Linked DNA regions of Homo sapiens: region 1 is linked to region 2. Evidence: chromatin contacts called from ENCODE Hi-C or POLR2A ChIA-PET data. All regions are on one chromosome and are shown on one strand. Each heading gives the region's core, a stretch centred on a gene start or an enhancer-like site at or near the end of the contact. The rest is flanking DNA. Distances are from core to core; before and after follow the strand shown.

Region 1 (2,700 bases), core at 20-2,519, 240 kb before region 2:
AACCCCTTGTAAACTCCTCGAGGACAAGGGCCATTTCTTCTGCTGCTGCTCCGTCTCCCACAGTGCTGATGGCCTAATAGACCCTCTGTATGGTCTTGCTGGCTGACTGACTGAAGGGTTCAGTTAGGCTCTCTTGCTCCTGCCAGCAAAGCAAAGAGTGCACAATAAAGTCCTTTCACTATGAAATGACAAATTCAAAGATAGAGGGGCTGAGAAAGTGCTCATACAGAATTATTCATTGTCTTGAATGTCTCATAGTAGCCAGATCCCAGAATCCTCAGGTTAGATGCGGAAGTAACTTTGATCCATGTGATAGTGCTTTTTAGATTAGTATTTCACTTAAAGGGAAAGTGTAAAGTAATACACATTCCATGGGTTACATGAGTCAAGGAAAGGGAAGAGTTTCTGTTACGAAGTTAGCTCATATCCCCAAAGACCCCCCCACCACCGTGTTTCATAGCAGTCAGGAATTTATAGAAGAAAATATTGCGTGCGCTCTCTCACTCTCTCTCTCTCTCTCTCCATATATATATATATATATATATATATATATATATATATATATATATTTTTTTTTTTTTTTTTTTTTTTTTTTTAGATGGTGGAGCCTTACTCTGTCGCTCAGGCTGGAGTGCAGTGGCGAGATCTCGGCTCAATGCAACATCCGCCTCCCAGGTTCAAATGATTCTCCTGCCTCAGTCTCCGGAGTAGCTGGGATTACAGGTGCCTGCCACCATGCCCCGCTAATTTTTGTATTTTTAGTAGAGACGGGGTTTCACTATGTTGGCCAGGCTGGTCTCGAAATCCTGACCTCAGGTGATCTGCCTGCCTCGGCCTCCCAAAGTGCTGGGATTACAGGCATGAGCCTCCATGCCCGGCCTTGCTTTTTATATTTTTGACAATAACAGAGCCACGGGAAGAAAGGATGTGATTAGGGGAAGAAAAAAGGGGAGAGGTTCATGTTGTCTTTATTTTCATTAATGAATGTCTCAAACATTTTAGGGTATAAATAGCAATCAGTATTTAGGAAAGGAAGCTGGATTCACACTACTTGGAAATCTGGGTCTTTACTCATCCATGGCAATTTTTGGGTATCATGTGCTCTTACAGAATCTCATCTTATGATATAGATTCAGTTTACAGCTATTCTATGATGCTTGAGTATTTCAAATATTAAGTACATTGAGGCTCATGAGAATTGCTAATCTGCCGTGTGAAACTGCAGAGTTGTTTCCCAAGGGTAGAGATGCATTCACATCCACCCACATAGTACAAAGGGGGAAATGATTACGCTGGCCTGGATTTTTTGTAATAGTCCCGTGACATGGCTTCCACATTGCTCTGTGGGCTGTGGTTAAAGAACCTAATCTAGAACAAGACAAGACTTGTAGATTTAAAAAGTCACCTAAGCTGTTTCTTTCCTAGACAAATGGGATTCTAGTTTGGGTTTTATTTTATTTTATTATTTTTTGAGACAGTCTCATTCTGTCATCCAGGCTGGAATGCTGTGGCGCAATCTCGGCTCACTGCAAACTCTGCCCCCTGGGTTCAAGCTATTCTCCTGCCTCAGCCCACCTAGTAGCTGGGATTACAGGTGTGTGCCACCACACTCAGCTAATTTTTTTGTATTTTTAGTAGAGACGAGGTTTCACCATGTTAGCCAGGATGGTTTCAAACTCCTGGCCTCATGTGATTCACCCACCTTGGCCTCTCAAAGTGCTGGGATTATAGGCATAAGCCACAGTGCCCAGCCCTAATTTGAGTTTCAGAGGGCAATTTGTACCGTTTGGAAAAGATGCTGGATCCTTCAATATTACTGCTTTAGAAAGATTTGGAACTCTGACCCATATTTAGTACATGACCTTTCTGGGGCGTGGAAAAATATGCTCTGTCATCTAATGTGATGTCAATTTTCTTTAACCTTCCATGTAAATAGTGCGCATTAAGACATGAGGTCTACTGTTAAATAATTTCTCTTTATAAACATAGTGACAACAAGATTGTACAGTATCAATTAAAAAGACCCAATGTGACCAGGTCCACTGCTTCCTGCATCTTGAAGTAAGACAAGTGTTCAGCTTAGAGATGAGCACCTTTCTTTCCAGAGGGAGAAGACATGATGGGAGAAAAAAATGTTCTCTCTGAGAATTTACCCAGATAAAGAGCTGGGTAGTCGGATCTAAATGGTCCCACAGCAATCCTTTTCTCGGGGGAGGTGCGTAGATCTTTGACAAGTGATGAACGAACTTTGCTTCGTGTGGTTAGGCCTGGGACTGAACTTTGTAACCAGGGATTTGGTGCGCGGGGCTTCACAGGCTGCAGAGAAACATGAAAACATGAGTGCATATGCCAAACGTGTCTCATGTGAGCGGCAGAGCCCAAGTGAAGGCCTCTTTGGCTATAGGGTGTCTCCTTTTTTTTTTTCTTTTTGAGACGGAGTCCCACTCTGTCGCCCAGGCTGGAGTTCAGTGGCGCAATCTCGGCTTACTGCAATCTCCGACTCCCGGGTTCAAGTGATTCTCTTGCCTCAGCCTCTGAAGCAGCTGGGATTACAGGCGCCCGCCACCACGCCCAGCTAATTTTTTTGTTTGTTTGTTTGTTTTTTTTGAGACGGAGTCTCACACTCTCTCCCAGGCTGGAGTGCAGTGGCGCCATCTCGGCTCACTGCCAGCTCCGCCTCCCGGGTTCACGCCATTCTCC
Region 2 (2,700 bases), core at 201-2,700:
CCTGCTCAAGCGCCTTCAGGCATTCGGCAGTGGTTATCGCGGGGTTGTTGGACTTAAGGATGCGAATAACATCAGCGGCGGGGCCTCTAAGACTCTCCATCAACCGCCGCCTCTTTTCTACATCGGACACCTGCCACTCCTCTAGGACCTCATTAGTGTGCTCCAGCCAGGGATCAAAGGTTTCCTCTCCAGGCCCTGGGATGTCCCTCCCCGAGAAAAGTGTCAGCCTCTTGTACCATATGGACTCAACAAGAGGCTGAATAACATTATCCAAAATATAGTTTAGCATCTCTGCTGGCATCTCTGGGCCCGGGGTCGGAGTAGGGTTCTGAAACCCAAGGACACGGGCAACATCTTGCACGGTCCACCCCTCTCTAGCTAGGAAGAGGTGCAATCTTTCTAAAAATTCAGCATCAGAAGTTGGGGGCTTAAATAACACTTTCCAGACCCCTCCTTTGCCCGGCATCTCCCTGGGGATCGCGGCGTAATCTACAGCGCCAGTGAGCTCTAATAAGGCTGCTTTCGCATTTTCTTCCCTCCAGAACATTCTCCCAAGCATTCGGTAGGAGACCTGGGGCATCGCAGCCTGGAGGGTCTCTTCGATTTCAGCCTCATCACAGTTCACTGGGATGCCCCAGACTAACAGAGCTCTCTGGGAGTTCACATCCATCCCCCGGCACCAGTCTTCCAACAGTGTCATCGCCATTTTCTCAACTATCAAGACGCCAAATTCTACCAACAGACTGTGGCTCACCGTGCTCCTGGCCTTAGAACAATACCAGACACTCCCACCAAGTAGGCCCGAGGGAGGCGACCTTCATGCAGTCACGATTAACAAAGACAGAGTCCTGATCTCGCCCTTCTCTGCCCCCACAGTCAGTCCGTAGGTGCACTCGGAGCCGAGCTCGGGGACGCTGAGGCAGTCACGCGGCCGTCGCCATCTTGCGTCTGGGTCTGGGTCCGGTCGGGTCCGCCGCCTGCAGCAGGGGCGTCGCGTCGTCGTGCAGCGGGCGAGGAGCGACGGCGGGCGGCGAAGGCAGGCGCGCTGGGCCGAGAGCCGCCGGGGTGTGGTCGCGGGGCGTGGCCGCCGGGCGCTCGCTGCGGCTCCTGGAGAGGATCGGGCGTTCGCGGTCGCAGCCTGGTCTTCCCGCGGGCGAGGAGCGGCCGTTTGGGAGACTAGCCAGAGGGAGAAACTGTGCCGAAGTCGCGGCGGCTGCGGGCCAGCGGAAAGCGGCTTCTTGGCGGGCGCGGGGACTCCTCTGGGCGGGCGGCGAGGACGGCCGAGGACCAGAAACGAAGGCAGCAGAGGAGCAGGAAAGTCGGAGAAGCGAGGCTGGAGACAGCAGAGGCGAGGGTGGGAAGGGGCGGCCGCGGCGGCCCGCAGCGGTTCAGGCGCTGCGCGGCTGCTCTGGCGTCCAGTCCTACCCGCAACCCGCCGCGACGTTACTGCTGCAGTGGAGGATGGGGCCAGCCGGCGAGCGGCGTCCGCCCCGCCCCGCCCCGTCCCGCCCCCGCGGCGGAGCTGCTCGGGCGTCTCCATGGCAACGGTGTCCCAGCCGGCGCGAGGCACGCCTGCTCCGGCGGCTCGCGGGGGTCGAGCGGTTGCCGTGGAGCCAGCGAGGGGCTCGGGCATTTGTTTCTCTGATGGCGCATTTCCTTTTTCATAATTTAGCATTTTAACAGTAAACAACTACTACTAAGCACCGTGTTTTAAAAATAATAACCCAATCCTGGAGTGGATTTAAGATGATATTGTTGGAAATGCATCCCTCATGGTGGACTTGTCTACTCGGGTTGCTCAGCCAGTCCACCCTGCACGTGAAAATACTCTCCTCAGAACCCTGGCTTCCCGTTGCCCCTGACCACACTGTGCACCCTGCATATTTCATCCCAATGAAGCCAAAATGTCGGAGTGCGCCATTTCTGTGTATTTGTGTGAGACACTGAGTTTAGACTTTTTCTTGTCTAAAATTTTGTAAAAATCTGTCTGTGTCTACTGAGTCATCTTTTAGCCAGGCAAACATTAGTGTATTATTTTCCTTTTCCTGGCTGGCATCATTGACAATAGGCTGCTAAAAGAGAATCCTTATGGTTCAAAAATGTCGAGTAATCTCCCTGCAAGCAAGACAAGGCGCACTTACATCAACCCCAGATGGTGAAAATCCCAAGAGAACAAAGCATTCAACTCTGAATTTTTAAAACCTTATTTAATAAAAGGTTTAAAGATACAGAAGAACATTCAAAAGTAAATAAGTTACATAGGTACATTACAATCACATCAGCAAGATTCTTTAGTGTATTAATTTTTTTCTTATAAAAAGCACACAAAAAATAAAATCTTCAGTCTCTATCACAACTGTACAGCAAAAGAGGTAATATTTATATATGTACACTATTTTAATATGTAACAGTCTTTTTAAAAAAGGATGCCACAGGCAGCAAACACACAAAAGGCAGTGTCTGATCATTTTTGTTTCAAAATAAAAGGAATATACTTATTTATATGCTATTAAAATATCTGTACAATAATTACAGACTGTCAAGGCTGTTCCTGTGCTCTGTCCCCTCCAACAAAGCCTTCAACTTAGAGACAAATGAGGAAAAAGTGAAACAGCTGCAAATTGTTAGAAGCAAATATTAACATAGCAAAATGTGGGGAGGACACAATTGTTTTATAAAAATATCCCTACTTCCTGTAAA

Evidence for each region. A loop is a pair of places that touch in the nucleus more often than their neighbours do. ChIA-PET counts read pairs that join two places held with the same protein, here RNA polymerase II (POLR2A). Pooled maps may share reads with other maps.
Region 1: a loop to region 2 is called in a pooled map, with 3 times the contacts of the local background. The contact joins the enhancer-like site here to the promoter of PNMA1 in region 2. A Hi-C loop is called at or near these places in 2 of 50 pooled maps. POLR2A ChIA-PET finds 5 or more read pairs at or near these places in 4 of 52 experiments (H1, PC-3, PC-9 and 1 more).

Annotation. Positions count from the first base shown.
Region 1 is chr14:73,476,527-73,479,226 of GRCh38, forward strand. HEATR4 (HEAT repeat containing 4) reads right to left here. Exons shown (of 18, transcript NM_001220484.1): 18 at 1,958-2,316. The coding sequence ends at 2,080. Among named protein-coding and RNA genes, the nearest start is that of RIOX1, 13 kb to the right of the region's middle. Within about 2 kb of position 1,270, at least 3 of the 41 ENCODE cell types and tissues checked have a DNase peak (open chromatin) inside an H3K27ac peak, as active enhancers do.
Region 2 is chr14:73,712,934-73,715,633 of GRCh38, forward strand. It overlaps PNMA1 (PNMA family member 1), which reads right to left and starts at 1,451. Exons shown (of 1, transcript NM_006029.5): 1 at 1-1,451. The coding sequence starts at 706. MIDEAS (mitotic deacetylase associated SANT domain protein) reads right to left here. Exons shown (of 13, transcript NM_001367710.1): 13 at 2,189-2,700. RefSeq lists enhancers at 847-906, 1,847-1,916 and silencers at 997-1,166, 1,347-1,626.